Linked DNA regions of Homo sapiens: all the other regions are linked to region 2. A link is a loop called in an ENCODE intact Hi-C map of the cell type or tissue named here. Cell type or tissue: IMR-90. All regions are shown on one strand.

Region 1 (4,000 bases), 220 kb after region 2:
TGTCTCTACCTCTTCTTCCATTTCCTCTTGAACTTCCTCTGAGCTGGCTTCTGCCCCCTTATTCTACAGAACAGTTTTTGTCAAGATCACCAATCATCACCATGTTGCCAAACCCAATCCAATTCTCAGGACTCATTTTACTTAATCCATCAGTGGCTCACTCCCTTCTCCTTGGTTTCTGGGGTTTCCCCCCGAGTCCCTTGGCTCTCTCTGGTCTTCTCTGCTCCCTTCTTATCCCACAGACCTCTAAACACTGGATGGCCTCAGGGCTCAGCCCTTGGGTGATTTCTTTTCTCAACCTCTAAGTGGCTTACCCTAAGGGATCTCAAGTCTACAGGCTATATATACCTTGACAAATGTCCAAATTTGTATCTCCAGCCCAGACCTCTCCTGAATTCCAGGTTCACATAGTTAACTACTTACTCTCAGTAAACAGGCAGATGTTTAATAAGAAATGAAAATTTAACATGTTCAAGAACAAATTCATCATTGCACCCCTCCTAGATCTTAATCTTCTCCATTCAAAAATGGTCACTGCATTCTTCCAATAGCTCAGATCAAACACACTGGAGTCAAACCTTTTCTTTTTCATGCCCATAATCAATTGCGTCAACTTTACCTTCAAAATATAGACCATAGTTGTTCTCCCTCATCACTGGTCTGAGTCACCAGCATTCCTCACCTGAATTATTTCAGTAGCCTCCAAACTGGTGTCCCTTCTCCCATCATGGCTCCCCTACCATCTGTTTTCCACACAGAAGCCAGAGTGACCCTTTGAAAACAGAGCAGATCATGTCACAACTGTGCTCAGTCTCCTGGGGCTTCTATTTTACTTGGTGTAAAAGTCAAAAATTTTTTTTTCTGAGACAGGGTCTCACTCTGTCGCCCAGGCTGGAGTGCAGTGGCACGATCAAGGCTCACTACAGCCTTGACCTCCCAGGCTTCTCCCACCTCAGCCTCCCCAGTAGCTGAGACTCCAGGTGTGCATTACACCTGGCTAATTTTTTTGTAGTTTTAGTAGTGACAGGGTTTTGTCGTGTTGCCCAGGCTGTTCTCGAACTGCTGGGCTCAAGTGATCCTCCCACTCAGCCTCCAAAGTGCTGGGATTACAGGCGTGAGCCACTGCGCCTGGCCAAAAGTCAAACTCTTGACAAGGGACTACACAGGGTCTTCCAAGATGGGACCCTGTTACTTTGCTGGTCTCCTCTTCTACCTTCCCCTAGCTCATTCTGCTCCAGCCTCTTGCTCTTCTTTGAATGGGTCGTGCATTGTGGTAACCCTTTGGCAGCCCTGCCCAGAAGGACTGGGTGCTGTAAACTGCAGTGCCCTCCTTGCCTTCGTGCGTCAATGACTCCTTTTCCTAGAATGTCTTTCCCTCATTTGTTGCAGCTAGACTCCTATCACAACCTACAAATTTCTCATTGCTCAAATTTCAAATGGGTAATTCCTCTCTGAAAGCTCAAGTTACAAATTTCTCACCACTCTCTCTTCATCACCACGTAGCTCTTCCCTACTTCAAAAGGTTCAATTCCAGCCCCCAAACCTCACCCTTAAATTAGGTAAACTCACTTCCCCTGTTCCCTGACTCATCTTCCTTCTACACTCTAGTGGCATTTGGTACACACCTTTACTAGCAAAACATAACCTTCGGCTTGCCCATCATCCTCTTCCGGCTTGGAGGCTCCAGAGGTTCGATGTCATGGTTGGCTCTGGATCTCCAGTGCCTCACACAGTTTTTGGTACATATATATTCAATAAATGTTTAAAGAAAAATAATTTCAAAAGGACTTAGGCAGAGTTATGTCCTAACAACTATGGACAACTACAATTTATGTCAGGAAATAAACTATTCCACAACACACCTATTGTTCTACATGAGCTAAAATTATTCATAGGGTTCAAATCGGAATTTTTCTAGGATTCTCTTCTGTCACGAGATTACATTTTTCATCTTCTAATAACTCTTAACTATTAGCTCAATGTCTTTAAAAGAAGGCAGTCACGTTTTAAAGGAAAGGGGAAAGTCTTTTTAGTCTTCTGTTTGTAGAACGTTTCATCACTGACTTGGTTCCAGTGGAGGCCCCAGCAGGCTGCTGGTATAGTAGGCTTGCCTGAACAACCAAGAACCTTGGCATCCTACCGTCAGTCAGAGGCAGGGTGTATTGACAAACTTAAGCAAGGTGTTTCACTGTATCTCCAGCCTCCCAGGCTTCAATCAGCTAACAATGGGAGGGAGGGAGAGGCGAGGGAGAGAGGGGAGAGCGGACAGGGGAGAGGGGAGACGGAGGAGAGGGAGGAGAGGGAGGAGAGGGAGGGGAGAAACATACTACTGCCCTCTAGTGGCAAAAATTTCTAGACTCTTACTGCTGAACTGCTTCAAAATGCTGAGCCCACACCAAATTCATTTTGAGTCATTCGAAGTTTTGATGAGTGATAAGTATTTTTGAAAGCTATTCCCAGGGGAGTCCCTTAACCTCTTTTTAAGTAACATTCACTTTTGCATCTTATGGGCTCTTTGGTACTGGGGGAGGACTGAACGCTGAATTTAAAAGGGAGAATCACTCTTGGGGATCTTGGTAGGTGCCCCTGTTGGACCCCCACTCAAGGCCTTTAAGAGCTACAGGAGAGGGCTGTCTTATAGCTCTCAGTAAAATGGATGTCCTTGTTCAAGTTCAAGGCCAATCTTCCTACCTGTGCTTTGGATCTCATAGTCCTGGCCCCTTCGTCAAGTATCTTTGCCTTATCAAATAGCTCCCTTTCCCCTTGTTTTCAAATTCAATTAACTCTTAAAATTCAGTTCCAGTGTCAGTTACTTTCCTCATTATCCTCCTCCCTCCCGAATCTATGTTAAGCTTGATTAGGATCGTACTCTACCCATATAATACTGAAAGCCACAATATTAAGCAAGCCAGTCCTGTTTGAGGGTACAGATTTTATTTTGATTTCTATATATATTTTGAAGCCTATGAAAGCTTCTGGCAAACAGTAGGTGAAAGCTCAAAAAATGTGTGGAATAACTATATTAATGATCTCATGAATTACATTCCAATGTTCTAGTCCAGTTCCGTTTTACAGAAAATAAACTGAGGTCCAGAGAAGTTGAATAACTTGCCTAAGGCCTTACAACCAGTCAGGGGAAGACCAAGGACTACAATTTTGGATTCCTTACTAATTAAGGATCCCTGACACTAGGCCCTCCCGACACTCTGTGAATCATTGTTTGCTGTGTATTTTCTACATTTGCAGAAAAAGAAAGCAATACGTGCCATCTTTTTTATAAGGCGTAGACTTTTCTTAGTGTGTATGGTTTTGATAAAGCTTTTATTGATAGAAAACTCAGAATCAAGAGTAATGGACTACAATCACCCTTAAATGAGGCAGCCTGGCCTGGTGGAAAGAGTATCGGCCTCTGAGAACTAGGGTGTTTATTCAGTAAATTTGTTGTCAAGAGGAATAAAAAGATGACTAGGATACTGTCTACATCCTTAAGCACCTGATAACCTAATAGAAGAGGTAAAGACATGTCCACAAATGATTATTATAAGGCAGAATGTGAAGAGTTGTAGAAGTTATGAACTAACTATGGATGTACAAACATGGAAGAATCACTCAAAGTTTGGGAAATCAGGAAAGGTTCTGTGAAAGCTTTTAGTCTTGTGAGAATAGGAAAGATGTGCAGGGCTTTGCTGGAATTGGATAAAGGCCTTTCAGATGGGAAGAGTAAAGCTTTAAGAAGGCTGAAAATAGGCCGGTCACAGTGCCTCACTGCTGTAATCCCAGCACTTTGGGAGGCCGAGGTGGGCGGTAATCCCAGCACTTTGGGAGGCCGAGGTGGGCGGATCACCTAAGGTCGGGAGTTCGAGACCAGCCTGACCAACATGGAGAAACCCTGTCTCTACTAAAAGTGCAAAATTAGCCAGCTGTGGTGGTGCATGCCTGTAATCCCAGCTACTCAGGAGGCTGAGGCAGAATTGCTCGAACCTGGGAGGTGGAGGTTGCG
Region 2 (4,000 bases):
GCCCAGATGGTGGATTCATGAGAACCATTTAATTGCCCACAGAGAGAGGACATCTCACTTTGGCAGAGGACAGGCTAATCAGAAGCAGCCCCCAGCCTCTCCTCCCTTCTTCTCTCCCTCCCTTTGTGAATTCAGCTTGATGGATACAAGGAAAGGCTCCAGCACTTTGATACCTAGCCACACTGCCCAGCCTCAGCATGGGACTTTCCGAAACAACTCAGGGATTTTTTTTACTGGGAGGAGGGAAGGGAATTTCCCGTGTAAGCTCACCTTGGCCATGCCCCCCCACCCATCATGAACCAAACTAGCCCAGCTCTCCCTACACCCAGCCAGAAAACTTTTTTTTTCTTTGTGACAAAAGGATTCATGCTGGGAATACTCTCTTAAAAAAAGCAAGTGGGATTAGACACAGCTTGGGGTTCAGGAGGTAAACAGATCAGGTTGCCAATGAAATAAGTCAGGCATCTATCATTTCACAGAGTGCCTCTATCATATAAGAACTGCATGACCTCAGGAAAGCCAAATAACCACCATGAGGTTTAGGTTCCTCCTCTACAAAATGAAGATGAAGATACCTACCTGATGGGACCTGAATGGGATGCCTGGTGCTCATTCAGGGCATTATTTTCCCTCCCAGGCTGATGGGATGCTAAGACCAAAGATTAGGCTCAGTTTTATAGTCCTCCTCGGCCAAAAGTTGTGTTGTTCAATATATAGATTTTTCTGCCACCTCCTTTACTATCTGGTTCCTCGTTTTGTTTTTTCTACTGTGTCAATTCTATTATCCTTATTATTCCTATGATTTTTATTGTAAAGTCTTTATAATCCAACCAGGATGGTTGATTGAAAGGACAGGTTGAAACCACAGTGGATTTTGTAACACCAGATGGGCTTCTGAAACATGTTGCATGCAAATTGTCATCTTGAGCAGAGAATCATATTTAAATATGATTCAAATAGGACTAGGTCTGGTATGGTCCAGCTTTTTTTTTTTTTTTTTTTTTTAACCTTCAGCAACTGACAGGTGTTTTCAGAAACTTCTAGTCCTGTCCCTGGGACCCTGCTATTATTCTTTGACTGTGGCCATGGGACTCCCCCACCCCCAGCCATTCCTCAGAAAAAAAGATGGCTGAGAGCCCCTCCCCTCTCCTGTCGACATGGTGGCAACCTAATGCCTGAAGCGATGGTCTCTATCCAGTCCCAGAACATCATTAGCCCCCTTTTCTCATTGCTGAGATAGGTTTGAAGGCTGGACTGGTGAGAGTGAGGTGGGGAAAACAATATATATCTTCTTTTCTCTCTAGCTCATCCACTTACTCCCACATTCCTTCTCTCTTAAAGTGTCCCTACCCCTCTGAAGCCTGGGAAGAGGATTTGAAGTGCGCTCCAGAGTAGTCATCTATCGACTTGACCTTCAGCCTCAACCTGCCAGAGCGAGTGTGGACGGGGGCAAACCGGCCCATACCAGACCTGGTCCTGGGATCACAAGAGCTAGGTTCTGTTCCAGCCCCAGCCTCACAAACTGTGTGCTACCGGAGAAGTCACTTATCCACTGTGTGTGCTCACTGTTTGCTTAACCCTCAAATCAGTGGGAAGACAAATGACTCCAGGCTGTCCAGGGAAATGTGGGAATTGAGAGTGGCCACTAGGTGGCAGTACTCAGAAAGACACGGTGCGGGAGCCCCTGACAGACATGAGGGCTCTGAAGCGCTTTAGCCTCAGAGACAGATGCCCAGGTTCAGCCTGAGGAGAAAGCCGCGACTTCCCTCGCCCAGTAAACGCATTTACCCTTCCGCGCCCCCTGCTGCAGCCGTGGGAATCGGTGCACGCCCCTCCTCCTCCCTCTCCGGCTGACCGTAGGCATCCTTTAAGACCCTGGTGAAGCTCTCCCTGACAAAGCCTCTCTCCCCACTTCTCAGGGCGAATCCTTGTCACCTCTGTCTCCCCGCCGTCCTTAATCCACACCTTGATCAGGACACCACTCTAGAGAGCTATCATTCCCCTGTCTGTCTCCCTGTGAAGTTCTGGAGAGCAGACATCAAGTTTCCTTCACCTCTGTCTCCCCAGTGCCCGACATGGGACTGGCACAGTGCCTGCTGCTATGTATTTGTCTTCCGGATGAATGAGTTCATGAATAGAGCTTGAGAAGATCAAATTAACCCCTTTGCAATGACTTTCGATCTCCTTTTTTTTTTGGTAACTCAGTATTGAGTTATGCTTTTCTTGATTTTGATCAGCAAATATTACTTTGGTGGGGTTTTAAGCATCTCTTAGCTGTGAGTCTCTTGGTTCAAACAAAAACCTATGACAACCTAAATATATAAAATGAATAAAAGTAGAGCTACTTGATTTGAAGCTGGGTGGGAAGGCCTGGAGTCTATACTGCTCCTACCTCCATCCCCTGGTTGGTTAGGGAAGCCCCCCCTTAGAATCTGAGGGCTCTGTAAACAAGTTTTTTAAGCACCACCTTGGTTGTCGTATCAGTTCTTCTTCTATTTATCTCCAGTTTCCAGAAAAGCTAAATGCCTGGGGAAGGACTGAGTTTCTTGAGGGCAGGAGCTGTGTTTCCTATCACAAGGCAGCCAGGGGGACAGTGCATTCAAAGGGTGTTTGACTCGCTAATGAAGTTGAGTTGAATTATAATAATAGGGTTCAAAGACGAATATTGCTTTAGAAGTTGGAAAGAAGTGGCCTTTCCTGGCTTTCCCCCAAAGGAGACATGGGAAGGTGACTAAGGAGCTGGCTGGCTTGACCATCACCTCTGAAGGACTCCTGAGTTAAGTCGTTGTAATCTCTGAATCAGAGGGGCCTAGGAGTGGCCAAGTGGTCAACAGCTCTTGCTTCAGAACTGGATGATTCAATCCATGCTGTAGCTTCAATTTATCTGTGTGCTCCACTGGGTTAGTGTAAGGCAATGCAAATACTGAAAGCTCCAATAAATCACTGTTATATTGAAAAATCTTAGTTAGAAGGTGCTACTGGATTGAGCTAGGCTGATCAAGGAAGTCTTCCTCTAGCATTTGTGATGGAGAGCTCACTCCTGTGAGGGGCAGCATGGGCCATTGCCAGAGGGGACTCCCTTATAGTCAGCCTCTATCTTCAACCTCATCTCTGATGGCTCTTCCCCTCTCCACATAAATGTGCTCAGGTCTCTCAATGTCCTTAAAAAAATTCCACCCTCAACTGGCACCTCTTTATAAATCTGTCCTTTCTTCACAGCCAAGAGTCTTGATAGACCAGCCCATGTTCTGTCTCCACTTCCTCTCCTCCCGCTCCCCCTCAGCTCCCTGCAATCTGGCTTGTGTTCTCACCACTCCATTGACCTGCTCTTGACTGGATCAAAACTGCCCTGGTATTGTGAAGTTCGATACTTGAACACTGATGGCTTTTTACTTACAACTCTTGCATTTATTTTTCATGCCAACTCTCTGCTGGTTTCTTTCCTCCTTCTTTGGCTGCTTCTTCTCAACTTTCTTCTCGGTTTGAGCCCCAACGAACCCTCCATCTTCTTTTCATTTTATCCCAGCACTCTCCCTGGGCCATCTCATCCATGTCTTCAGTCACTAATATTATCTTTTACGTTATCATCAGCAGTAGCATCAGGCCTTTTTGCTTGTCTCCTGTATCCAATTCATAGCAAAATCATGTCAATTCTACCTCCTAAAATCCACCCCAAACCATCCCTCTTCTTCATCCTCTTGCCACTTCGTAATTTATGCCTGGTCTCTTTTAGACTTCTGATGCACCTTCAGCACTGGTCTCTCTACTTTCAGTTTTGACCCTGTAAAATTCACCCCACATGATGCCACAGATCTAAGATATAAATTAGACCATGGCACTCAATCAATTTAAACTTTTCCATGGTGTTCACTGCCTACAGAATAACATCCAAGCTCATTAGTAGCAAGACCTTTATAGAAAGCTCTCTTTACACAAGGCCCACCATCACCTGGCCCTCTCTGTACCTCTCCAGGCTCATTTTCCTTTATTCCTTAATTTG
Region 3 (4,000 bases), 250 kb after region 2:
AGGGAATAATGACAAGAAAAAGGTATATACATGCTCAAAACAGATGTAATTTTTAAAAAACTATATCTTCAATCCATGTTTGGTTGAATCCATGAACCCATTGACATGGAGGGCCAACTGCATATATACTTTGTACTTTTATTAAATTTGTCCATGCCTAAAGGTAAGAGATTTCTAAACCAGACTCCAAGCTATTTATGGGTAGAGTATACATTTCATATACTTTAATTCTCAAATACAACTCTGAGAAAGCAGGTACTTATAAGTACATATTGATTTGACTTAGCTTGTCTCCAGGAGTAAGTGAGCAGAAAACAGCAGAATAGGGGACTTGATGCTACTCTTTTCATCCAGCTGGAAAAACAGTTCTCTCATGGTAGGAGGCTAACTTCAAGATCCAGTTGCAGACAAGATAAAAGATAAACAAAGGAAATAGTGGCTTTGTTTTTCAGTCTTCTCTAACCGTTTTTTCCCCTCATCTGAGAATCCTCACCCACAATGATCCCACTGATTCTCTCTCTCCAAAATATATTACTTAGTCACTTGTGCTCAGAAATTTAAAAGTCATACTACTATTGATGTTTTATGGACAAAGCCACTAACAGAGTTGTCTCTGAACTTACTTCAAAACCTTGCTCAGGGAATTTGCTTTAATAGTCTGATAGCTAGCTAACTGTGCATTCATTTGCTTATACTGAGAATAACTTCATAAGCAAATGAAGATAACAACAGCAGTAAAAAAGAGAATTAAAACTATGAGAGGATACGACAATAACATCAGTACCAATACCTATTCTGGATAATTTACTAGTTTTCCCCTCCCTTTGGCCCCCAGTATTTTATAAAACTTTCTTTTTCTTCTTTTTTTTTTTTTTGAGATGGAGTCTTGCTGTGTCCCCCAGCTGGAGTGCAGTGGCATGATCTTGGTTCACTGCAACCTCTGCCTCCCGGGTTCAAGTGATTCTCCTGTCTCAGCCTCCTAAGTAGCTGAGATTACAGCCATGCACCACCATGCCCGGCTAATTTTTGTATTTTTAGTAGAGACGGGGTTTCACCATGTTGGCCAGGCTGGTCTCGAACTCCTGAACTCAGGTGATCCACCCGCCTTGGCCTCCCAAAGTGCTGGGATTACAGGCATGAGCCACTGTGCCCAGCCTGTAAAACTTCCAAACATAGAAATGTTGGAAGAATTTTACAGTGAAGTGCACATATACTTACCTCCTAGAGGTAAGCTGGTATCACAAATTGGTATCAAGTTGGTATCACAAATCTATTACTCTATTCATTTATTACTAGCTTTCTTTACAATACTACAATATGTTCCCTTAGAAAAAGTAGCTAAGTTAGCAAACCAAACTAAATATCAAGAATAACTTGCTTAGTAAAATTGTTTGCAAAGGAAGAACTAGAAGACAATGAAATTTTTTAAAAAGCCAGACAAACTTAGGGCAATAAACTGCAGGCAACAATATTTACCTGAGTTTTGAGAGAAAAACTGTTGCCACAAATTTTAGCTCCTACATTTCTGCTTTTAGAAGCACCAGATTAAAAACATTTAGAATTTTTATTTAATAAATAGCAAATTATTTTATAATATTTATTTAATAATAGTAAATTAGATGAAATTACTTTTAAGGGATGAATTTGAAAATTACTAGAAAGAAAAAATTAAGAGCAAGATTAAGTGTAGCCAAATGGTAAACAATTCTTTTTTTCTGATTCCTTTCAAAAACACATGATTAACGGACCATCAAAAAGTGAATGGACAAATAAAATGTGGTATATCCAAACAAGAGCATAATACTCATCAATAGAAAGGAATGAACTATTGATAAATGCAACATGGATTAACCTAAAAAATATTATGTAAAAAAAACCAAACATAAACGTTATTGTGGTGAAAGCCACGTAACATAAAATTTACCACCTTAACCATTTTAAAGTGTACAGTTCAGTAGTGTTGAGTATATTCACATTGTTTACCTTGTAAAACTCAAACTCTATACCCCTTAAACAATGATTATCCTTTACCTCCTCCCTAATACTGCATGATTCAAATTATATGAAATTTCACAAGCAGCAACCTATAGTGACAGAAAGCAGATTAGAGTTTGGGGGTGGGTAGAACTGACTGCCAAATTAGAATGGAAATATTCCATGCATCAAGTAAGGCTGATGTTTACCCAGGCTTAAACATTTGCCAAAATGCAATAAACTGTACACTTAACATATTTCAATAAAGCTGATTTTAAAAGTTTTTTTAAAAAGACTAATGAACAAGGATGGAGAAGAATAGCCTTATTGTGTATTGCTACATTAGTAAAATTTGGGTTGTAGCTCCCTCTACTGTAGCAAAAGAAATTGGCAAGCATATTTCAAAGATTAAATTTTTGAAACTGGAAAAATGCTTATATTAAATAGTAGAAGTGAAATTCACTTTGTGTGTTCCTACGTGTGTGTGTGTGTGTGTGTGTGTGTGTGTGTGTATCCCAGTGCCTAATATTTAGATTGCATTGTATTAGGACATAGGAAGCACTTAAAAATGTAAAGACCACGGTTCTGGTCTTCCAGTATACCTATTTGAAGAGACTGAACTACATAAATACAGCAGTTAAGCAAAGACTTGCCCACCTGACTTTATGCTAGGTTCTCTGCCAGTATAGTTAATTTCTTAATCCCTAATTGTCTCCATAAGTGTTTTACTGGGTCACAGATGTCAGTGGTTATCAAAGTGTGATTCCCCCAGACCAGCAGCATCAGCATCACCTGGGAACTTGTTAAAAACGCAAATTCTTAGGCCCCACTCTAGACCTATTTATCAGAAACTCAACAGAGCCCAGCATCCCATGTTTTAAGAGGCCTTCCAGGTGATTCTGATGTACACTCAGGTTTGAGAACCACTTTTCTAGGTTACCAACTTTGTGTAACTTCTAACAACAATTAGTTGGTACTGTTTCTGCTTTTCTCCTTTATGTGGGCATCTGGACCTTTGACTCTCTACTGAAAACAAATCCGCAGCCCTGACATCCTCAGCTTTCACATTTTGCCTTGGGTCCCTTCTTCTTGCTTTATCAATTCTTTGACTCATTATCAGACACCTCCTAAAACTAAGTGAATTCTGAGATCAAGCTCTAAGCCCCAACCAGGAAATAAAGTAGGTCTATTATTCTCTTCTCTTTCCCCCTCCTACTCTTATTATATACAAGATCTTATAAAATTGCTGGGGTTTTTTAGCTGTCTCCTTTGAAATGAAATGATTCAATCCTTTATTCAGCAAACATTTAATACTGAAATACATAGTATATGAGTGGCCCTACCGTAGATACTGCGGATAAAACAATAACCCAAATATACAAAAATACTGTAAACTCTTCATGTAGTTTATATTCTAATTGGGGAATGCTTAAGAAAATTATGTGCTATGTTGGAAGATAGGTGCTATGAAGAAAAGTAAAGCAGGGAAAAGTAAGAGGGAGTAAGGGAACAATTTGAAATTGTATACAGGATGATCAGGTAATGCCTTAAACACAACTGATAAAATGATATAATTAAAAACTAAAGAGGGATCAGAGTAAAGATGCAAATAGCCAAGTTCTTTTCTTGCCTAACAGACTAAAAATTTATCAACAAATTCAATACATATTTACTGAGTGCCTCATGTGCTAGGTGCTGGGGAGATCATAGTAGTTAAAAGGAAAAAGTCCCTACGGCTATGAGGCTTACATTCTACTGGAAGATAGATTAAAAAAAAAAATCCATCTAGGCTGAGCATGATGACTCATACCTGTAGTCCCAGCACTTTGGGAGGCTAAGGTAGAAGGATTGCTTGAGCCTAGGAGTTCAAGACCAACCAGGGCAATTAGCAAGACCCGCATCTCTACCAAACAAGAACACCACACACCTATGTCAGATGGTGATATGGATTGGCTCTGTGTCCCACCCAAATCTCATCTCGAATTGTAATCCCCATAATCCCCATATGTAGAGGGAGGGATGTGGT
Region 4 (4,000 bases), 690 kb after region 2:
CATCTGCTATGTGCTAGGCACAGTGCTAAAAATGCTTTCCCTTACATTTTTAATTAAAATCAATCTGGATGAGCTTTTCTGATTTTAGGATAATAAGTTTGTTTGTTACGTTTTATTATATTGTAAATCAACAAAGAATGCAGTGGAAATATATTTTCGCAGAGAAAGCAAATATCAATTCCACTATAAGAAAAGCATTAATTTCTGCAGTATGTTTATTAATTGTTTTCCAGGACAGAGGTTATAGGCAATAACGATGAAGGGACCAGCTAGAAGAAGCCAGACCTCTTCAATCCTGACTTCTTCACCAAAACACAAATCCTCCCATTTTCCTAAAGGTAATGTCCAACTCAACATCACACTGCCAAGTGCATTCACTTTAGCAAGGCTACAGTTCTCTCAGGCTCCAGAACTATTCTCCCTTGGTTCAAATCCCAGCCCTACCACCTAATTAGTTCTGAAACATCAGACACCTTAATTGACTGCCCCCTGTGGCAGTTTCCTGTTCTGTAAAATGGCAAAATGATATAGTCCATACCTCATACGGTCATGATGAAGACAAAATACAATCAGAGCAAAGCCTGATACATACCAAGGTCTTAAAAGACAACAGCAATGCCAAGCTCACACTGGCTGATCACTCTGCTTATTCCTACATCCACACTTCTGCTGAAGCTGTTCTGCCTCAACACTTCCTTGTCCTTTCCTCCATCAAAATTGTCAAGGTCATTCAAGGACAACTTCAAGTCTCAACTCCTCTACTTTCTCTGTAACCTTCCTAGCCCTGAACTGTATGTCTTAGAGTCACAGAACCATCTCGCATCTGAACGTCTTCAATTTAGCGCTCTAATGTGCAGAGGAGACTGCACCCCAATCTCAGTACATCTAACTCTTATTCCAGCTGTGTCAAAGGCTCCTTAGGGATTATGAGTTCACATCTTTACATGGTCCAGCTCTGGAAAAACATAAAGCCGAATGTCTACCTCATTCTTTTACACGAACTTTCAAGATGGAAAAAAATGTAAAAGTAAAAAACAAAATTGTAAATGTTCTAGGAAAAAAAACAGATATGAATATTCTTGTAGTCCTAAAGTGAAGAAGGCTTTTCTAAGCCTGGGATAAAACTCTGAAGCTGAGAAATAAAGAATTTAGTAATTTTTAAAAGTTTACACTACCATATGATGAAAATACCATAAGCAAAATTGTAAGACAAAAAGCAAACTGGGAAAACGTAACTACCACACATATCACAAAGGGTTACTATACTTTATACAAAGGGATTGCTCGCACTGCACAGTGCAGTGCATGGTACTGTACACCGCCTCACAAGTATGGCTTTATTCAGTGGTCCTTCACAGCTGGTGGGGCCTGAGGTTCTGGCTGGGTCTGGCGCATGCCTGGTTGCCTCTCTATCACCATCCTGCTCACTATACTAGGGCTAGATAATCTGCAGGTCAATTTCACCCAATAGCCAACAACACGAGGAGTTTTCTAGACATGTGAAGTTTCAAGGGTTATTAAAAGTAAAATATTTTGAACATCTACCACAACCAATTAATTTTTTTTTGGAGGTGAATATTTTTCTTTTTTTTTTTTTTATTACACTTTAAGTTCTAGGGTACATGTGCACAATGTGCAGGTTTGTTACACATGTATGCATGTGCCATGTTGGTGTGTTGCGCCCATTAACTCGTCATTTACATTAAGTATATCTCCTAATGCTATCCCTCCCCTCTCCCCCAACCCCACAACAGGCCCCAGTATGTGATGTTCCACGCCCTATGTCCAAGTGTTCTCATGGTTAAGCTCCCACCTATGAGTAAGAACATGCGGTGTTTGGTTTTCTGTCCTTGTGATAGTTTGCTCAGAAGGATACCACAACCAATTATTTAAAGAACTAAAACTTGTTATACCCACGTCTAAGCAAAGAAATATTTCCATTTATTTTGACCCTGTATCCTTGAGTGAAAGTTCTGTGAGAAACAGAGAGAAAGGAAAATATGAACTCAGGAGCTCAGTGACAATGCCCAAAATTTGTATACCAGGGTGTACCACATCGTTCATGTCAAGGCAAGATTTCTTCCCCCTGGTTCTACTGAGATTATCAGTTTTCTTTACTGCCTGTACACAGAGGGCCATGGCCGAATGGCTAGTCAAATGCTGGTCAGTGGTGCCATCTGGTGTTTCAGTTAGAGATCTGCACACAAATGCAGCTACACTGCAAGAGATGAAAAATGGGCATCTTCGCCTCAGTTTACACCTCCCTTCTATTACTCTGTTGCACCTGTCTCCTGACTACATTCAGCCAAACATAATAGTATTAATTAGAGGATGTAAAATATTTAAGTTATTAAAAAGAAAACCCAGAGTATGTGAGGGAAAGGCTGTACTCTCATAGGTCACTCTCCAGGGGTTCTGGCTGAACACCCTTAATGTTCACTAAGGAAGCCATCATCCATATATAGACTTATCTATTTCTGTTTAAATTCCCAGTCTATGCTACCTATCAGAGTACCTGGTTTTCTGTTGTTATTGTTTTTTAATGTGTTGTGTGTTAAGAACTGCCTTTTACTTTTATTTGTCCTAAGACAACTTTTTTTTTTTTTTTTTTTTTTTTGAGACTGAGTCTTGCTCTGTCATCCAGGTTGGAGTGTAATGATGTGATCTTGGCTCACTGCAACCTCCGCTTCCCCGGCTCAAAGTGATTCTCCTGCCTACTGAGTAGCTGGGATTACAGGCACACGCCACCATGCCCGGCTATTTTTTGTATTTTTAGTAGAGAGAGTTTCACCATGATGGCCAGGCTGGTCTTGAACTCCTGGCCTCAAGTGATCCGCCGGCCTTGGCCTCCCAAAATGCTGAGATTACAGGTGTGAACCACCATGCCTGGCCCTAAGACAAGCTTTTTAAAGCTCCAGTAAGTACTTCCTAGTAATAGTGCTCTGAATTTAGGCTAAGAGAAATACATGTAACATACTTTTTTGTTCTATTTTAAAATAATAAACCCTTCTCAGTCTTATCCATCTAGTACAAAGAACGTTAACAGCAAGTTCTCAAAATTCTGACCTCAGTCAGGCCTTTCTTCAGAGCTGCACACTCATTTTTCTAGCTGGTTTCACATGAAAATAAGACACAATTTGGCCAGGTGAGGTGGCTCATGCCTGTAATCCCAGTACTCTGGGAGGCTGAGGCAGGCAGACCACTTGAGGCTAGGAGTTTGAGACCAGCCTGGCCAACATGGCAAAAGCCCATGTCTACTAAAAATACAAAAATTAGCTGGGCGTCGTGACACACACCTGTAATCCCAGCTACTCGGGAGGCTGAGACACGAGAATCACCTGAACCTGGGAGGCAGAGGTCGCAGTGAGCTGAGATTGTGCCACTGTACTCCAGCCTGGTTGACAGAGCAAGACTCTGTCTTTTAAAAAAAAAAAAAAAAAAAAAAAGACATGATTAGTCCAAAGCTGTATGTGTTTGCCACACATCCCAATACTCGACCAACATTACCTTTCTTCCTTGTCCTGCTTAACGTAAACACATTACCCAGAAGCCCCACCTTAGCAACCGTTTCCCTACTGAGCACTGACAATGTGCCAAACACCAGACCGAGGCCATCACACACGTTCTCTCTCCAAGTCCTCCAACCCAGGGAAGTTAGGGCCATGTGAGCAATATTCCAGATGAAAAAATGGAGGAAGGAACACGTTTATATGCCCTACCAGGAAATACATCTCATCAGTGCTCTTTCAGCAAGTTTTCATTCTACTTGGACCCAATTCCACTGCTGCTACTTCAATTCAGGCCCATCACCTCTCACTTAAGAGAAAGTTGGTGTGTCTGGAATCAGTTGGACCTGGGTTTAAATCCCAGCAATGCCACTTCATAACCATGGGTCCTCAGATTCCCTTTCTGACCTGTTTCAATGGTAGTTTCTCCATCTTTCTGGTAAACACGGATATTGAAATCTATCACAACAAATTATATGAAGGTAAAAGATAAT
Region 5 (4,000 bases), 450 kb after region 2:
GGGACATGGATGAAGCTGGAAACCATCATTCTCAGCAAACTATGGCAAGGACAAAAAAACCAAACACTGCATGTTCTCACTCATAGGTGGGAATTGAACAATGAGAACACATGGACACAGGAAGGGGAACATCACACACCAGGGCCTGTTGTGGGGTGGGGGAAGGGGGGAGGGATAGCATTTGGAGATATACCTAATGTTAAATGACGAGTCACTGGGTGCAGCACACCAACATGGCACGTGTATACATATGTAACTAATCTGCACATTGTGCATATGTACCCTAAAACTTAAAGTATAAAAAAAAACCAGCGAATTTTGTTGTGTGTGTGTGTTTTACCACATTAGAAAAAATAAGCTTGGGAGATAGATAAAGATTATTTCAATTTTAGATATAAGAAGACTGAGGCTCTCAGAGAGACAAGAACATTACTAGCAGGCAGGGGATGAATCTAAGTATTGTGTGATCTGGATGGTGTACAATTTTGGAGGGCCCTACTTAATAAAAATAATATAAAATTATGATTATAAAACTGCTAGGCTACCTCAGAAGGTTTTGCAAAGGGCCTTTGCAAAGGAGAACTCTGGAGCTTAAGCTGTATTAACTCCAAGGTAAATTCACATTTGCTGTTATTATAATTGAAAAGTAAAAAAATAAAACCTATAATTCTGTTTTCAATAACAGCAAAAACATATAATACCTAGGAATACATCTAACAGAAGATGTGCAAGATCTCTACACTGTAAAGTATAAAACATTGCTAAGAGAAAATTTTAAAGACCTACATAAGTAGATAGATATACCATGTTTATGGATTGGAAGACTCAATATTGTTAAGATATCACCTTCTCCCCATATTGATCTATAGATTCACTAGAGTTTTTTGTAGAAATTGTCAACTGACTCTCACATTTATATGCAAAGAACCTAGGATGCCTACAGAAAAGCTGAAGAGAACAAAGTTAAAGGACTTAAACTACCTGGCTTCAAGACTTATTATAAAGCTACACTATTAAGACTCTATGGCATCAGGAGAAACAAATAAATCATTAAAACAGAATAGAGTGCCTTAGAACAGACCATTTACACATACAGTCAAATGATTTTCAACAAAAGCTCTATAGCAATCCAATGGAGAAAGAAAAGTGTTTTCAACAACTGGTGCTAGAGCAATTGGATATCCATCTGGAAAAGGAAGGAGATGGAACTAGATTTTGAACCCAGGTCTGTCTGCCTCTATTTCCCCTCACTACCTCTCTGCCCTCCTCCCATGCCTTGACTTTGCCCCACCTATCCTTTCTGGCCACAATGTTCAGAAAGGAACCTAGAGCTTGAGACAATGGAGCAGCCGAATCAATCATAGTGTCAGCTGTCTGCTAGGAAGATTGAGACTTGTCAAACGGAATGGAGTCTTGACTCTGAAGGAGTTGCCTGCCCTCAGTCTTTTGGCCTCTTAAGATGTCTGGGACCCTTTTGCCTGTAGTCAGGAGGGGATTTTCGAAGTTTGTGAGAATGATAATCATTGCACCTTTTCACTGTCAATGGAATGATCAAAGCCTGCTATCAGAGGTCACCTGGTAGACAAGACTAATGAACTTGCACTTTGAATTCTTGGGATCTGTTCTATTTCTATTATTTATTTATTTATTTATTTATCATTTTATTTTATTTTTTGAGACGGGGTCTCACTCTGTCACCCAGGCTGGAGTGCAGTGGTGCGATCTCGGCTCACTGCAAGCTCCGTCTCCCGGGTTCACGCCATTCTCCTGCCTCAGCCTCCCGAGCAGCTGGCGCTACAGGCGCCCACCACCACACCAGGCTAATTTTTAGTAAAGATGTGGTTTCACCGTGTTAGCCAGGGTGGTCTCGATCTCCTGACCTCGTGATCCGCCTGCCTAGGCCTCCCAAAGTGCTGGGATTACAGGCGTGAGCCACTGCGCCCGGCCAGGATCTTTTCTATTTCTGCCTCTGTGTGACTTTGGGTATGTCACTTTAACCTCCCTGATCCTTAGTTTCCTCATCTGAAAAACTGGGTTAATAAATACCTCCTCTGCTTTACCCTACTGGATTGCTGTTAGATTCAAATGAAATAGAGTATATAAACATCCTTTGAAGACTATGAAGTGTTGCATAAATATAATGTATTATGGGTCCATGTGTACCTTTTGTAGCTGAAGTGAGTAATAATATTACTTCATCTGTTTGAAATTCAAATTTTACATATCAAGTTTACTCTGTAATTATTTTTCTAGTTCATTTTGTGTTTACAAGAGAAATCTAACATTCTAGTAGTGATTCAAGATTCTTTTATTAGTGTAGCTTTTGAGTCAGAGATAACTTGTTTAAAATTTCATTTACTCATTTCTTTGATTTGATAAGTATTTAAAAATTTCACTCATTCCATTCATTCATTTTATTCAACAAGTTCTCGAGTGCCTACTGTAGGCAAGACAGTGTAAGTGCAGGGGATAAATGGATGAAAAGAGACTTGGTGTCTGTCTGGCGAGATATAGACACTTAAAGGGCCAGTTCTGCTACAATGCAACCACTGCTGTGAAGGACCCACGCGCAAGGTACTGCACTGGGGAGGAGCTTCTAAGTGTGCCTGAGATATCAGGGTGGGCTTCTCAGAGGGGGTGATGCCATAAGTTGGGACTTAAAGGAAGAAAAAAGACTTTATTAAGACAGTCTGTAGTGAGTGGTATGGGCAAAACATGGCTAGAGTGAAGGATGCTGTGGTGGGTGGAGTGGGGTGGGGAGGGAAGGGGAAAGCGGGGGTAGTGACACATGTAGGAAGGCCAGTTAAGTGGTCATTGCGATGGTCAAAACGAAACAGTGGAGACTTGAAGCAGGCTCATGGTAATGAAACTGGCAAAGAGGAGACTGACTTGAGACTTATTTAAGAGGCAGAACCCCTAGGATTTAGCAATTAGTTAATTGAATGCAAAGGCTGAAGAAAATCTCAGTCTACCTCTTTTTAGTGATGTGGTTTTCGGCACAGGGCTTGGCCTTTCTAATTCTCTGTTTCCTCATGTGGAAAATAGGCAGTAATATTACCCAATTCATAGGGTTATTGAAAGTCTTAAAGATGCTTATTGTAAAAGAACCTATCACAGGGCTTTGTACAAATAGATTTTCCACAACTAACTAGTTTTCTTCCCAGTTTCTGTTTTTCTCCTCAGCCTATGCTATAGAAGCGTTCTTCCAAATTATGGAGACTTTGCTCTTAGAAATACTCTCAATAGCTAAAGACATCTGGGGTTTGAGGCTTTGGGGGCAGCATGTCCTGCCATAACACATCTCTGGAATTTTCATGATAAAGCAACTTCTAAGCTGGATGGATCATGTTTTGAGCTCATGTGGTAATTCTTGTGTTCTTAAATTCTCTGAAGAAGCAAGTGGAGTTCCTGGTAAGGTTCTAGAAATCTCCAAATGAGGTCTGACAGTATGGACTCTGTACTTTGGGCCCGGCCGTTCAGTTTACATGGTCCTCACTCCAGACCTCCATGATGCAAGCTGATGGGAGCTGGGATCCTATGGCTCTCCTAGCTGCCAACAGGGCAGTGTGCCTCTTTCCTACTCCAACTTGGGGCAAATGAAGGAAGGATTCTGGAATTTCCCTTTAGTTCCTACATAGGGTGTTGTTGTTCCCCATACTTCAAGACCCAAAACTTTTCTCATTTTCCTATAATGCTAGAAACTACAACGAGAAATGGGGAAATGATTCCCTATTTAATAAATGGTGCTGGGAAAACTGGCTAGCCATATGTAGAAAGCTGAAACTGGATCCCTTCCTTACACCTTATACAAAAATTAATTCACGATGGATTAAAGACTTACATGTTAGACCTAAAACCATGAAAACCCTAGAAGAAAACCTAGGCAATACCATTCAGGACATAGGCATGGGCAAGGACTTCATGCCTAAAACACCAAAAGCAATGGCAACAAAAGCCAAAATTAACAAATGGGATCTACTTAAACTAAAGAGCTTCTGCA
Region 6 (4,000 bases), 630 kb after region 2:
TGCATGTTTTTATCAGATACATTATTTACTCAAGAAAAAGTATATGTATATATGTATGTATACACACACATACCATACACACACACACACACACACACACACCAGTATTTTGGTACTGTACTTACTGCCTGAGGATACGGGTTATGCATTTAACTTCTCAGTTGCTTGCCCTTAGGTAAGTTGGGTAAGTTACTTCTGAGCATTCTTATGGAAGAATAACATTTAAATGAGGTAATGCATTTGAAAATATCCAGCACAGTGTCTGGCATAATACTGGCGTTCACTTAGTGCTGGTTTAAATTATATTAAATATGTGGAGAAACTAGATTTAATATAGGAGGCAGGCCTACCCCTAATATTTGAGTGGCCATGAGCAAGAGGACAAACAGGGGCATCCAGCCCATGGCCTGTTCTCATCTTTCTCCATCCTACCAGAGGCCCTTGCATATGTGTGTGGACACTCCAACAGGCTTGATCAAGTTCCACCATCCCCAAAAGCTGTCCTTTCACCACTCCTGAGGCCTAAGTGTGTGCACACTTACCCTGCAGTCTACAACTGCATGGGCCTGGGAGTGGGCTTCTGGCTATTTGTCAAAGAATTTTGGGCTTGTAGGTGGCTGGAACCTAGTCTGAAGGAGGTGAGGGTGGGGTGGTGAGGGGAGAGATGTACTCTTGGAATTCCTTGGCCCATGGGAAGAGGTGTGGCTGGAGAAGGGCCAGGATGGGTTCTTTCAAAGCAAAGGGTCCAGGCAAGTGCCACAGGCATCTGAATCGAAAAGCAGTACTGATTCAAGACAAAGTATTATATTGAACCACTCAATGGAGTGGGAGTCAGAAGACATGGATTCTTGCCCTAATTCTGCCAGTAATGTCATACGTGACCTTAAATCAGTGTCTTTACCTTGCTGCACCTCAATTTTCTCATATATTCATTTAATAAATATTTATTGAGCTCCAACTATGAGCGAGACATCCAACTAGACACTGAGGATATACAGAAAACTCAACAGATTGCCCTCATTGACTTAGCATTCTGACAGAGAGCAAGATAACTGGGGCAAACATATTCCAAACGAAGGGCCCCTTCTAAACCAAAACTTTCCATTCAAAATCAATCTTTAAAGTTGTCATGTTTAATAAGTACTAGTAATGAAAGAATCCTAAAAGGAAAAAAGTGTTAAATTATAATGCAATATTATCAAGAGCCTTTTATGATCAATTCTCTAACACAGCAGCATGAGCACTGTACTAATTTTAATCACAAGCATTATTGCCAAATGCAGCACGAAACTCAATCTCTAAAATGTGCCATTTTCTTACTGTTACTCATTTTACTTATGAATATTTTATATGGAAGATAAATTTATGTAAAAATAATATAATCACAACACATTTATCCACATTTTAAAAATAAAATACATTAACAGAATGTAGCAGGTAATTTTTAAAACATGTATTTCAAACAACATTAATATTGAGCTCTGTTATGTAATAAACATAAACAAGGGAGTTCAGAGAAACAGATGAATAAAGTGTAAATGTCTAAGAACCGCTTATATTTATATCAGACCAACTAAGATTGGGTGCAGCTTCCTGTCTTACTACATCAACTACAGATTGTTTGGGGTCATGACAGACAATCGATCAGACAACTAGGAGTCAATTGAGAAGAGCTAAGGAGTCTGTCTTGGATAAAACAGTACAGAATTTTTTTCTAAAAGGATAGTTGTTAATAATGGAACTGATATCTTGTGTACTTCTAGTTTGACCTAAAAGCAGTTACACAAGGAGAGTTCCAAAGCTCACATTATTCTAGCTGTTTCCTTCTTACCTTCTCAAAGTTGAAGAGTTGCCCATTTTCACAAAATGTCAATGATAAGGGACTATTTATACTTGTTAGATCTCACAACTAGAGTCTTCTCGGGTAGAGTGAACTTTTAGATAAAAATAAAAACACCCAGCATGCAGTGTGCCCTGGAGTCTATGCAACCTAGCCCTCTCTTCTCTGTCCGTCTTGGTTCAAAATAAATAAAATAGAACAAAGGAAGCTGAGTTTTATTCATAGTATAGCGTTTTTATTGAGCTGTTTCCACTAGATGGCACTAAAGATTCTGTGTTTCAGGAATCAGGCCCTTTTAAAAAAGAAAATCAGAAGACAAAAATGATCTGTCTGAAATAAACAATAAATTTCTCCAGTCATCTGTCCTAATGATCAGTTTCTTAGAAATGAAACATGAATCTTGGCCATTTATTCACTATCAAACATTTATTAAACCATATTAAGTTTCAGACACTGTGCCCAGTATTAAGGATGCAGAAACAGGACAAGGTCCCTTGTGCTTAAGAGTTCCCAGTGTGGAAGAGGAGGGGAACAGTGAGAACAGAGGGCTGAATCAGACAAGCGAGTAGAAAATTGAAATGCAGAATGTTAAAGACTTGATAGAGATCATCACAGTACCACGGGTAACACACAGAGGGATGCCTAATGAAGACTTGGTGAATGGAGGATTCCTAAAGAAGTTGATGTCTAAACTGAGCTTTGAAGAATGGGTTGGAATTCATTAGGCAAAGAAGAGTGGGCAGAGTGTCCGAAGCAGAATAAGTAGTAGCTTGTATAATCATAAAAGAAGGCTGAAGCCCAGTGTGCATGCTTGGGTTTGGATGGGGCAGTGCAAGAAATGAGGTTGACTGGGCTGGCAGAGGCAGGGTCATGGGAAACCATATATACATATGAGATTATATATATCACTCTAAGACATATGGAGTTTTATCCTGAAGGCACCTCCTACTCCTCTCCCCCTAGTTCATTCTGATTTTGTCACACTGGCCTCCTCACTGTTGCTCAAACATGAGTAGGCACATTCCTCTCTCAGCAAGCACTAACTCTTCCCTCATCTGAACTACCTTTTCCCCATGGGTCCCTCCTTCACCTTTAAGTGTTTGCTCAAATATCACCTTCTCAATAATACTTATCCTGACCACTCCAGTTATATTGCAACACCCTCATCCTGCACTGGATGCTCCTCACTCTGCTTAATTTTTCTCCATAGCATTCTCACATTCTAACATACTGTATAGTTTCTGCAGTTATTATATTTATTCTTTTTTTTTTTTTTTTTGAGACAGAATCTCGCTTTGTCACCCAAGCTGGAGTACAGTGGTATGATCTCCGCTCACTGCAGCCTCCGTCTCCCGGGCTCAAGTGATTCTCCTGCCTCAGCATCCCGAGTAGCTGGGATTACAAACATGCACTACCATGCCCAGCTAATTTTTGTATTTTTAGTAGAGACGGAGTTTCGCCATGTTGGCCAGTGATCTCAAGTGATTCGCCCACCTCAGTCTCCCAAAGTTCTGGGATTACAGGCATGAGCCACCGTGCCCAGCATATTTATTGTTTATTGGCTGCTTTCCCCTACTAGAAGGTAAGTTCCACGAGAGCAGGAATTTTTGCTTGTTTTAACAATACATCTCTGGTGCCTGGCACATAGTCAAAAGTCCTTGCTGTCAAGGAACTTATTATTTTAGTAGGGAGTAAGTTGTGAAGACATTTGGGAAAATCATATTCCAGGTACTCAAAGGATATTAAATGAGTAAACATAGGCATGGAAGAGCTACCAAAGAGCATGATCAAACTGGAATTGCAAAAAGATCCCTAACAGGATTATAGAGAATGAATTGAAAACAGGGAGTGAATTCAGAGATGATGGAGGTAATAATATAGTAAAAAGAGCCCCCATGTAACAAGTGGGCTCATGGTTTATAAATCACCTCCAAATCCCACATCAATCAAGGGAGGATGAAAAGGTTAAAAAAGAAGAAGAAGAAGAAGAAAGAAGAAAAGAAGAAGAAGAAGAAGAAGAAGAAGAAGAAGAAGAAGAAGAGGAGGAGGAGGAGGAGGAGGAAGACGAGGAAGAGGAAGAAGAAGCCACCAGCGTAGTGGCTCATGCCTGTAATCCCAGCACTTTGGGAGGCCAAGGCAGGTGGATCACCAGAGGTTGGG

Evidence for each region. A loop is a pair of places that touch in the nucleus more often than their neighbours do. Peaks named below come from ENCODE experiments on the same cell type or tissue, not always from the same donor. Only the 100,000 strongest peaks of a DNase experiment are listed, where the experiment ranks them.
Region 1: it touches region 2 in a loop (4-fold over the local background); 98 of 110 quality-filtered maps call a loop at or near these places.
Region 3: it touches region 2 in a loop (8-fold over the local background); 82 of 110 quality-filtered maps call a loop at or near these places.
Region 4: a loop joins it to region 2, with 5 times the contacts of the local background. A loop is called at or near these places in 38 of 110 quality-filtered maps.
Region 5: it touches region 2 in a loop (3-fold over the local background); 9 of 110 quality-filtered maps call a loop at or near these places.
Region 6: a loop joins it to region 2, with 5 times the contacts of the local background. A loop is called at or near these places in 12 of 110 quality-filtered maps.

Annotation. Positions count from the first base shown.
Region 1 is chr1:117,533,517-117,537,516 of GRCh38, reverse strand. No RefSeq gene overlaps it. Among named protein-coding and RNA genes, the nearest start is that of TENT5C-DT, 70 kb to the left of the region's middle. RefSeq lists silencers at 2,112-2,351, 2,372-2,441. In IMR-90, a CTCF peak has its summit at 2,344 (motif pointing left); a DNase peak (open chromatin) is centred at 2,366; H3K4me3 peaks cover 180 bases.
Region 2 is chr1:117,756,678-117,760,677 of GRCh38, reverse strand. No RefSeq gene overlaps it. Among named protein-coding and RNA genes, the nearest start is that of TENT5C, 150 kb to the right of the region's middle. In IMR-90, a CTCF peak has its summit at 1,645 (motif pointing right); DNase peaks (open chromatin) are centred at 1,667 and 2,797; H3K4me3 peaks cover 378 bases; H3K27ac peaks cover 355 bases.
Region 3 is chr1:117,511,237-117,515,236 of GRCh38, reverse strand. The region is part of intron 12 of MAN1A2 (mannosidase alpha class 1A member 2); the gene reads right to left. Among named protein-coding and RNA genes, the nearest start is that of TENT5C-DT, 93 kb to the left of the region's middle. In IMR-90, a CTCF peak has its summit at 2,337 (motif pointing left); no DNase peak of the experiment used is centred here.
Region 4 is chr1:117,066,142-117,070,141 of GRCh38, reverse strand. The region is part of intron 3 of TTF2 (transcription termination factor 2); the gene reads right to left. Among named protein-coding and RNA genes, the nearest start is that of TTF2, 7.8 kb to the right of the region's middle. In IMR-90, a CTCF peak has its summit at 2,173 (motif pointing left); a DNase peak (open chromatin) is centred at 2,161.
Region 5 is chr1:117,311,129-117,315,128 of GRCh38, reverse strand. All of the region lies in intron 2 of LINC01525 (long intergenic non-protein coding RNA 1525), which reads right to left. Among named protein-coding and RNA genes, the nearest start is that of LINC01525, 18 kb to the right of the region's middle. In IMR-90, a CTCF peak has its summit at 2,451; a DNase peak (open chromatin) is centred at 2,418; H3K27ac peaks cover 505 bases.
Region 6 is chr1:117,126,873-117,130,872 of GRCh38, reverse strand. LOC124904387 (a long non-coding RNA gene) reads right to left here and starts at 2,102. Exons shown (of 2, transcript XR_007066500.1): 1 at 1,832-2,102. In IMR-90, a CTCF peak has its summit at 2,078 (motif pointing right); a DNase peak (open chromatin) is centred at 2,092.